2 separate regions of the Homo sapiens genome follow, and region 1 is linked to region 2. Evidence: read pairs that join two places in POLR2A ChIA-PET (ENCODE). Cell type or tissue: B cell. All regions are shown on one strand. Links, peaks and the distances in the headings refer to the core of each region. The heading gives the core; the rest is flanking DNA.

What was found. ChIA-PET counts read pairs that join two places held together with the same protein. Peaks named below come from ENCODE experiments on the same cell type or tissue, not always from the same donor. Only the 100,000 strongest peaks of a DNase experiment are listed, where the experiment ranks them.
Region 1: POLR2A ChIA-PET joins it to region 2 with 6 read pairs; 2 of 35 experiments call an interaction of 5 or more read pairs at or near these places.

The regions. Positions count from the first base shown.
Region 1 is chr2:12,490,186-12,495,578 of GRCh38, reverse strand. The region is part of intron 4 of MIR3681HG (MIR3681 host gene); the gene reads right to left. LOC107985853 (a long non-coding RNA gene) reads right to left here. Exons shown (of 3, transcript XR_001739290.3): 3 at 4,252-5,393. Among named protein-coding and RNA genes, the nearest start is that of TRIB2, 220 kb to the left of the region's middle. In B cell, for the core only: no CTCF peak of the experiment used is centred there; no DNase peak of the experiment used is centred there.
Region 2 is chr2:12,586,115-12,591,507 of GRCh38, reverse strand. No RefSeq gene overlaps it. Among named protein-coding and RNA genes, the nearest start is that of TRIB2, 130 kb to the left of the region's middle. In B cell, for the core only: no CTCF peak of the experiment used is centred there; a DNase peak (open chromatin) is centred at 3,247; H3K4me3 peaks cover 501 bases.

The sequences.
Region 1 (5,393 bases), core at 73-5,072, 96 kb after region 2:
TGATGCAGATGAAATGAAAGTCACATAGAGTCAAAATGACCCTAGGTTATCCCTTCTTTAGTTGAACCCCCAGTGAAGCCGTTACATTGATTCCAGGATCCAGGTTGTGAGAAAGCAATGGACCTAGAAGGATTCGTGGTGAGGTGAGGGGCTTGGCCTCTCGAGGCAGCAGCCACTCATACCCACAGACAGAACTGCAGAGTCTCATTTTCCACCTAGGACACGCGCTCACTGACTGAAACAGTGGGGGAGTGTCTCCCGCTGCTCCCTCTTCATTTATCCCATTCTCTCTCTCTCTCTCTCTCTTTCTCTCTCTCTCTGTTGTCCAGAAAAATAGAACTACTATTACATATATATGTCCCAATAGTAATATTATTCTATATACTAATAGTTTTCTATACTTATGTACTATTAGTAATCATATTCTATATACTAATGGATATATATAAAATATATATATCATATTAGCAATAGTATCTAGAATACTATAGAATATATATTCATTATATATGTATTATGGATATATATTTCCATTATATATATATATATTACAGATATGTATTTCCGTTTTTTATATGTATGTATATCATATATAGTATATAGTATATAATAGATAGTATAATCTATATAGTAATGAATATATATCCATTATATAGCATATATGAATATAGAAAGAATATATACCCATTATATATTATATATGGATATCCATTAGTATATAGAATACCATATATGTATATATAGTGTATATGTAGTATATCTACATGTAGATATAGATATATGGAACCTTCCTAAATGCAGAGTTATGTTGTATCTATTAAATAATGGATATATATTATATATGTATATCCATTAGTATATAGAATACTATTACTATTGGGTATATATTATAAATATTGTAATGGATCCATTATAATATATATCCATAAATATATAAAAATATATCTTTTATTTCTAATTTTTATCCATTAGTAATAGTATTCTATATACTAATAGATATACATACTATATATATATGTGTGTGTATATATGTAAAATATATATCCTATTAGTAATAGTATCCTATATACTTATATATTAATGGATCGATCTCTCTGGACCCAGGAAAGCCAATGGTATAATTTTAGTCTGAGTCCAAATGCCAGAGAACCAGACAAGCTAACGATATAAGTTCCAGTCTGAGCCTGAGTCCAAAGGCAGAAGACCAATGTGGCAACTCGGAGTCAGGCAGAGGGAGGTGATCTTTCTTATTCCCCTTTCATGTTCTATCCAGGCCTTCAGTTGATTGTATGAGACCCACTCATATGAAGAAGGGCATTGTGCTTTACTCAGTCTATGAATTCATCTCATCCAGAAACACCCTCACAGACACACCCAGAATGATATTTAACCAAATAATATCTGGGTACTGTGTTACCTAATCATATTGACACATAACATTAACGCACACTCTCTCTCTTTCTCCCACCTTTTGTCTCTCATTTTTAGAAGACAGAACATAGTTAAATTAACATTAAAAACCATAGTGCAAAGTGTATGCAACTTGTTTTGGGAGCTGAGAGGAGGAAGCCATGACTTTGCCTCAATTTGGGGCAGTGTCAGGGAAGACAACACAGAAGAATTCACTTTCAAGTACTCCTTGAAGGCTGAGCCTGTCAAGTGGGGAGGTTTGGTGGATGAGGGCAGCAGCCTGGCCAGTGCTAGGAGACTCTCTGTACATATGATCTGAATGAACTAATGGCTTCAGCTGAAAGAATCTTCTCTCAGAGCAGTTGACATTTTCTTCAGATATGTTTTCTCCTCCTCTTACACGCCTCAGTTTCTCTCCAGGAAAGGCCTTGTGACCTCAAGAATAAAGTCCCACTTTATGGAAGAAAAGGTGCTGGTTCAGCAGCCAGACAATCTGAGTCTTACTGGATCACCTTGCACAAATTATGTGACCTCAACAAGTCTCTGCCTCTTTATTTGTAAAAAAATAAATACATAAATTAAACCCACCACTGTTCAGTATTGATGTGATTTAAGAAGACGCACATGAGAGAGACTGTAGCTCTGTGCCCAACACAGAAAGATACTCATAAACATTTAGTCCCTCTCCCTCTCAGTGCATGGGTGAGCTGTCCCTACAGGGAGAAGGGAGCAGAGCCTCTGAGCCAACACTAGAACTATTGGGGAGTGCAGAGGAGGAGGCAGCCCGACTCACACAAGAGATAAGAATGATGTGGAATGTGTTTTCTGAAAGCCACCTGGTGTGACAGGGAAGGAGGCCAAGCGTGGAGTGAAGAGCCTATCAGCCAAACCCCTCAGAGAGGAAAGGTCCCAGGCATTGGCGAGGAAAGCCAAAGTACCTCCCATCCCCACCCTGACTTCCCGTGTTGCCTTGGTCCTGTTACTCATCAGAAGCTTGAAAGGGGAGCACACTCATCTCCTGATTACAGCATAGCACTGGGCAAGGGAGGAAGCAGAGGCCTCAAAGAGCCTGTTCTCCCCGGGCTACAAGGGCGGGTTCCACCCTCGCAAGGCGGCCCCATACAAGGCGTCTTAGGGCTAGGAGCTCTTGTCTTCTTCTAACTGGCATCCCACCACATTCCGGTTTCCCCAGAAGGCCATCCAAAGACACATTCTTTTTTTTTTTTTTCTTTCTTTTTTTTTTTTTTTATTATACTTTAAGTTTTAGGGTACATGTGCACATTGTGCAGGTTAGTTACATATGTAGACATGTGCCATGCTGGTGCGCTGCACCCACTAACTCGTCATCTAGCATTAGGTATATCTCCCAATGCTATCCCTCCCCGCTCCCCCCACCCCACCACAGTCCCCAGAGTGTGATATTCCCCTTCATGTGTCCATGTGATCTCATTGTTCAATTCCCACCTATGAGTGAGAATATGCGGTGTTTGGTTTTTTGTTCTTGCGATAGTTTACTGAGAATGATGATTTCCAATTTCATCCATGTCCCTACAAAGGACATGAACTCATCATTTTTTATGGCTGCATAGTATTCCATGGTGTATATGTGCCACATTTTCTGACAAATGGGATCTAATTAAACTAAAGAGCTTCTGCACAGCAAAAGAAACTACCATCAGAGTGAACAGGCAACCTACAACATGGGAGAAAATTTTCGCAACCTACTCATCTGACAAAGGGCTAATATCCAGAATCTACAATGAACTCAAACAAATTTACAAGAAAAAAACAAACAACCCCATCAAAAAGTGGGTGAAGGACATGAACAGACACTTCTCAAAAGAAGACATTTATGCAGCCAAAAAACACATGAAAAAATGCTCATCATCACTGGCCATCAGAGAAATGCAAATCAAAACCACTATGAGATATCATCTCACACCAGTTAGAATGGCAATCATTAAAAAGTCAGGAAACAACAGGTGCTGGAGAGGATGTGGAGAAATAGGAACACTTTTACACTGTTGGTGGGACTGTAACCTGGTTCAACCATTGTGGAAGTCAGTGTGGCGATTCCTCAGGGATCTAGAACTGGAAATACCATTTGACCCAGCCATCCCATTACTGGGTATATACCCAAAGGACTAGAAATCATGCTGCTATAAAGACACATGCACACGTATGTTTATTGCGGCATTATTCACAATAGCAAAGACTTGGAACCAACCCAAATGTCCAACAATGATAGACTGGACAAAGACACATTCTTTAGAAAGCTCCATTCCTGGTAGTAACATGCTGAGAAGAGAACTTTCTCCTCGTCCTGAGTTTGCTGCCTGGGGTCTGGTAGGCAGCTCCTGACCACAGAAGGGGCTCTCAGGAGACAGAGGTGCCAGCATGGTGGGGGGTACTACCACTTGGGGCCTACAGAGGGGCTGCTATGCAGAGCTTAGGGAGGAGCCTGCTCCTTTCCTGACAAGGACTCACATCTGACAGAACCAGCTCTGGTCTGTGAAGTCTCTCCAAGAAACCTGGACTCTGCCTCTCTATCCTGGCCAGGCCAGTCCGGCACCTGTCAACCAAGCAGAGCACCCTTGTCCTGCACGCTCTCCACATCCATGAAAGGGCCTTTCCAGACCCTGCACTCACATGAATGTTTTTCTCTCACTAAAGTTTTTCCTTTTAAAAATCTCTTATTAAGGTATGATTGCCTTATAAAAAGCTATACATATTTAATGTATCCATCTCAATGCATTTGGGGTAAATGTACAACCGCAAAACCATCACCATCAAGGCCACAAACCTAGCCATCACCTCCCAAGTGTTTCCTCCCACCCCTTCTATCATTATTATTATTGGATTTTCTTTGTTTCATTTTCTGAGCTAAGAACACTTAATAAAAGATCTACCTTCTTAACATAGAGTAAGTATACAAACAGTATCGTTAACTGTGGGTACTGCCGTATAGTAGACCTCCAGAACTTACTTATCTTGCATAAAAGAAACTTGGTACTCTTTGACCATCTCTCATCAACCCCCATCAGCCCCAGGAAATCACCATTCTGCTCTGTTCCTGCGAGTTTGAGTGTTTTTGATTCCACGTTTCAATGAGACCGTGCGATATTTGTCTCTCTGTGTCTGGCTTATTTCACTTAACACAATGCCTCTAAGCTTTTGTTCATCTACGGCTTCTGCTCAGAATGCATTTTACACTTCTTTATTTATTAGAAATCTACTTATCTTTCAGGGCCTTTACCATTGCCTCATTCTGCCTCCAGGCTTCCCAAATGTACAGTCGTGTTTAGCCCTGCCCTTCTCAGCTTACACCTGCACTTCAGTTACGCCTATTTTTGTTGTATTCATTCACCTTACCATGTGATATAATGGAGTTGAGTGTTGATGTGTTCACGTCCCCATTGGACTGGATGCTCTTTGAGGAAAGGGAGCTCAGAGGAGGAGGAGAGAAGTGGGAGGAGTTCCCTTTGAAGTCCCTTAAGGGCAGGATTGGCATTAGAGTGAGGTAAGTAAAACATTTGTCTTGGGTGTGAATTTTAAGTATGCCAAAAACTCAGAAATCAAGATAAATATTTGAATGTGGCATATTAAAAAAAAAAGTCAACGTTATGGCCAGGCGCAGTGGCTCACACTTGTAATCCCAGCAGTTTGGATCACTAAAGGTCAGGAGTTTGAGACTGGCCTGGCCAACATGGCAAGACCTATCTCTACTAAAAAAAAAAAAAAAAATTAGCCGGGCATGGTGGCAGGTGCCTGTAATCCCAGCTACTCTGGAGACTGAGGCAGGAGAATTGCTTGAACCCAGGAGGTGGAGGTTGCAGTGAGCCAAGATCGTGCCATTGCACTCCGGTGTGGGCAACAGAGCGAGACTCCATCTCAAAAACAAACAAACAAAAAATCAAAATTAATTCAAAACTCCAAGATAAATATAATATTGAATTTTGTGTTTTTTAAAACCAGGCTGTTGT
Region 2 (5,393 bases), core at 258-5,257:
TCTGAGCTCCAGCCTGCAATGGTATGTAGAATGGAAAGTTGTCATTAGTTTCCTTTGTCATGTCCCATTTTGTTCAGAGGCCTTTATAGCAACAACCAGTGAATTTATTGGTGTCTGAGGCCCTAATCTCTGACAAGTGAGGCTGCAATATGGAACTGCAGATTGACAGCCAAAGAGAAGCTGGCATGTGGTAAGAGAGGGGCCTATCTATCCTTTTTGGTGATGGGACTGAAAACTCAAAAATATGAAGTCCTCCCTACCATGGCACCCTCCATGATATGTTTAATCCCATAGCTTAATATATTATTTTTCATATGTTTCTCTGTAGCCCTGCCATTTGAGAGATCTGTAAATAAAATTGCTGATGGTGAAGGACTGTGTCCCTTAAAGAAAGGAAAAAGGAACTCATATATTTGTTAAGTATCTAAAAGTACTTATATTTTTGCATTTATATAATCCAGAAATCCCATGAGAAAAGCATTATTATGATCATTTTATAGATAAATTAACTGTCCTTATGAGATGCTAAATAACACAGTTAGTAAACCATGGAATTAGTGTTTAAATATAGCTAACCCATTCCCAACACCTTACTCTTCCCATACCACGGGCTGAGAAAAAGTGAGGAAAATTCAGTTCTGGGGTGACTTCAAGTGAAGTGGTTTTCATAAGAAAGTCTACTCCTTCTGAGAGTTTAAGACCAAGGACCAGGATCCAGTCTGCCTGATGCACTTTATTATCCCCAGGAGGTTGCTTTGCTCCCCCGGGCCTTCATGTTCTCATTTCGCCAGTGCAAATAGCAACACCTTTCCTGCCCACTGTACTAGGTTGTTTTGAATTACAGGGAATGCATTTCAGGTAGAAGTAAATGCCAGTGTGATTGCGTGGTTATTGTTGCTGATGTCATTTGTTTTTGCAGAGAACTGAATAGGTTTATTCTGGAGGTGATAATTGGGAAGGTCTGTCCCCATGCTGCCAGGCACCATGGCCAGCCGAGCAGAATGCTTTGACTTGAGAATTTCATGAGCAAGGCGGAATAAGCCACTCAGCTTCTGTACAAGCAAAGCCAGGCAACAGCATTAATTAATGTGGATGAGAAGAGACAGGCCCTTGTTTGTAATTAGGAGACTCTGTGGACCTTGTTTTCTTCTCCAGTCTCTCTTAAACATGGTGAGAGCTGTGGCTTCCATGGGGTGAGTAGTTGCCCACCTCTCCACCTCCCTCTCCTCAGCCAGCTGATTTCCAGCCCTGGGATCTGGGGTACAGGAAGATCAGGTTTACATCCTAATCCTAGGAAACTTCGCCTCAGCTCACTCGGTTCATTTCAACCAAAAGGTGAAAGGAAACTGAGAGTTAGCTGATGCCAAAAAAGGCAATCAGACCAACACAAGCCAGAACCGAATTATGTCACTCTGGGCTTTCTGCACCGTTGCCACCATTAACACCTGGAAGGCCTTTGATTGTCACATTAGCAAAACATGCCATAAAGCATGAGCTTCCCTTCTTCCCACAGAAACCCTGGCCCCTTTGCAAGGGGGGGAGGTGGGGCAGTGTCACAAAGGTGGCTTTCAGCCCTAGAAGGCTTTCTTGATTAGGCCTCTGAGGGGAGACTTCCACGAAGTCTTCTCACAGGAATTTGCAGCCAGTTACAGCACTGATTTCCAGCAGCTTCTAGATGAAGGACTCTTGGAACCTCTGAGCCCAGAAGGACAGTGGAGATTGGTTGCTCAAATCACCTTATTTTATAGAGATGAAAATTGATGTCTCAGGTGAAAAATTTAATTTTCAACATGAATTTTTCTGACCACCGTGTGTCAAATAGGATGCAAAATGTTGAGGATACAATGATCTCTAACTTCATCTCATTCAGAAGTGGAGACTGTCTATCACGTGCAAGATGCAGGGAACGTTTACTAACTACCACCGAATACAGCAGAGCTGTGAATATAACGACAGCCACAGGTTCCTTGTCAGGAAGTGCAAAATAGGATCACACACACACACACACACACACACAATGTCTCTACAAATAACTAAGGTAGCCAAATAATAAAATATCTACCTTTCAAAATAGCTACACATTTAACATTCAATCATGTGTAAAGTATGTTAATTTTTCTCTGCTCATTTCCTGATGCAAGTTTATTTGAACTCATCCTGTCTCCTCAGTATCATGTCTTCCTTGTCAATCAAAGCGCTCTTTGAGTCACCTAGTGCGCCTAATCTTTATTTAGGTTTGAGAGGCAGATCTTCTTGAATCTTTATAAAAGGTTGTCACTGGAAGTTTTTTCCCAAGTCACAAGTTTCTATTTACTATTCATGATCTTTGCAACATACATCTCTTACCCAATTGCGTTCCTAAAGTGGTTTTGATATCCTTGTTTGTGACAACGTGCAAGAAATGAACTTGGGAGGTCATCACCAACTCCCAATCCCCAGAGAAATAATTACACCTAAATTACATTTCTTTGCCCCCTTTGTTAATAATCCCGTTAAGAGACTTCTATGGAGATCCAATACCAATGTTTACTGAGGTTGCTTCATGTTAATGTCTCTTCTCCAAATACTAATCTGATTTGAAAAGTAAAATATTTGGGAAAGTCCTCTATAGTAGATTTTATATAGAACTAGATATGTTGCAATTCCTTATTCTCAAAATGATGTGTAGTTTTGGGGAAGACAGTTTTCCTTTTAATCTGACCTTTATGGCATAAGTGGAAGGGTAATACAGTAGTCCCTCCATTTCCGTGGGGAATATGTTCTATGGAATATGTTCTAAGACCCCCACTGGATGCCTGAAACTGCAAATGGTACTGAACCCTATACATACTACACTTTTTTCTGTACATACATACCTATGATAAAGTTTAGCTCATAAATTAGGCACAGTAAGAGATTAACAACAATAATAAAATAGAACCTTGATCACAATATGCCAGTTTCACTATTGTTGCACTCTGAGGCCATTATTAAGCGAAACAAGGTTTCCTGCACACAAGTACTGCAATACCAGGACAGTGATTCTGAGAGCTGGGATGGCTACTGAGTGACTCACAGGCCGGGAGCATACGCAGTGTGGATACATTGGACAGAGGGATGAATCAAGTGCTGGGCAGGAGAGAGCAAGGCAGCACAAGGTTTCATCATGCTACTCACAATGGCACACAATTTACAACATGATTTCTTTCTGAGATTTTCCATTTAATGTTTCCAGACTGCAGTTAACCATAGGTAACTGAAAAGTGAAACTGGAAAGTGAAACTGTGGTTAAGGAGGAAGGAGGAAGTACTGTGTGGAAGAGAGTGTGAATGACTTTTTCTAGAAGAAAGGGGATGAGTTAAGAAACTTTCCAAGGAGGAAGTGATACTAGAGGGTGAGTTAGAAGGACCATAGGTCATGGTGTTAAGCAAGTGAAGTTGGAAGCACCCCTCATATAAAGGTACTATGGGGAAATGTTAAGAACCATGGAATATCTGAGATTTTCTTTTCTTTGCAACCAGGCAAGTTAGCTATTGCAGGTTCATGAGTGCCGGCAGAAGAAATGAGACTCCTGGACCAGAGACAAAGGACCATTGTTTACAACACAGACAGCAGCATAAACTTCATGGTTGCATTGGTTCGCCTTGTTCCAACTTCTAATGGAGGCAACACAAAAGTGGACTCAGGTGAATGCTGCATGCACAGGTGTGCATCACAAATGAGGAACTCCAATCTCATGAACTCAAATCTTTTATACTAGATTGCAAGCAAACTTGTGGGAATTTTTTCCCAGAAGGAAGACATTATCTTTCTTTTACCTGGCACTTAACAAACTTACCCTCTACTCTGGAGGATGATGCTATCTATATCTTCCAAGGCTTCTTGCTATACAAACATCCTTGAAAATATAGTTATCTTTTAGTGCTTCTGCTTGCAATACCTTCAGAAATGGGAAAACCCAATGGAGAATTGACTCCCAATAGGAAAAGCAAATATACTTGAAATGACTTACTTGAGGTCACAAAGCCAACCAGGTCTACTCACAGGCTACACAGTGCACATACACTCTACTCCCGGCCTTTCCTGCTGACATCATTCTTCTGTGGGATGATTGGGTCCTCTAGATAGCATGCAAGCCCGAGGAGGCACACAATGAGGGAAGAGCCCATGCAGCAGGCAGACTTCTAAAGTGACCCCCAATGGCCCACATCCTTGTACAATACTTACCCCTTGAGTGTAGGAGCAATAGGAAGGGTATCTCTTCTGTAACTAGATCAGTTATACATCAAAGGTGAAAAGATTTTGAAAATGTAATTAAGGGCCCTAATTAATTGACTTTGAGGTAGTCTAAGAGAGATTATCCTGAGTGAGTCTGATATAATCAGGCGAGCCATTTAAAACAGGTGCCTTGTTGTGGAAAGAGCCACATGACAGAGAATGACAGGTGTCTTCTAGAACCTCAGGAGTTCTGTCTCACAACTACAAGGAGTTGAATTCTGCAAACTAACAGTGAGCTTGGAAGAAAATGCCAAGCCTCAGATGAGTTCACAGTCCTAGTAGACACCTTGATTGTCTGAGCAGAGAACCTAGTTACGCTGTACCTGGACTTCTGACTCACGGAAGCTGTAAGATAAGAAATCTGTGTTGTTTTAAGTTACCAAATCTGTGTACATTTGTTATATACAACTAATGCACCCCAAGACTGACTTCTAGTTGTTGTATATTTCTTAACTATGCTTCTATAAGATAGCAGAATGAAGACACACGTATTTATTGAGCACTATTACTTGTTTTTATTCATCTTTCTTAAATATGTGCATAGCTCATATTAATTTCAATGTTTAATATTAGAAGTGTTTTGCTCTTTATTTAGAAGTTTGATGATGTTTTTGTGATTAGAAATATGCTGCAGGAACTTAAGTCCTATTTATATCAATTAGCCTGTGGTAAAGTTGGTTTCATTATACATCATTTAGCTTGAAGTCCAGTTTTCAAGAACCTACTAGATCTGACTTTTAGAACTATATTAATATTTTGCATACGCAAATATAATTAATAAGAACGGAAGAAAAAAACTCCACATGGAATGCGAACAGAAACAAAGTAACCAAACTGCATTTCAAGTTAATAACACAACCGCACTAAAGGAAAAAAGAAAAAAAGAAATGTCACTTTTGAGAACATGTTTCTCTAGTTAATAAGTCCTCTGCATTAGAAGTTGGCAAATCTTCTTTCTAAAGGGTCAAATAGTTAATATTTCTAGCTCTGTGAGCTATATGATCTCTATTCCAAATATTCCGCCTTTGGATCCAGAAATCAGCTATAGATAATATGTAAATGGATGGGGGAGTGGCACTGTGTTCCAATCCAACTTTATGCATGACATTGAAATTTGAATTTCATATAAGTTCCGT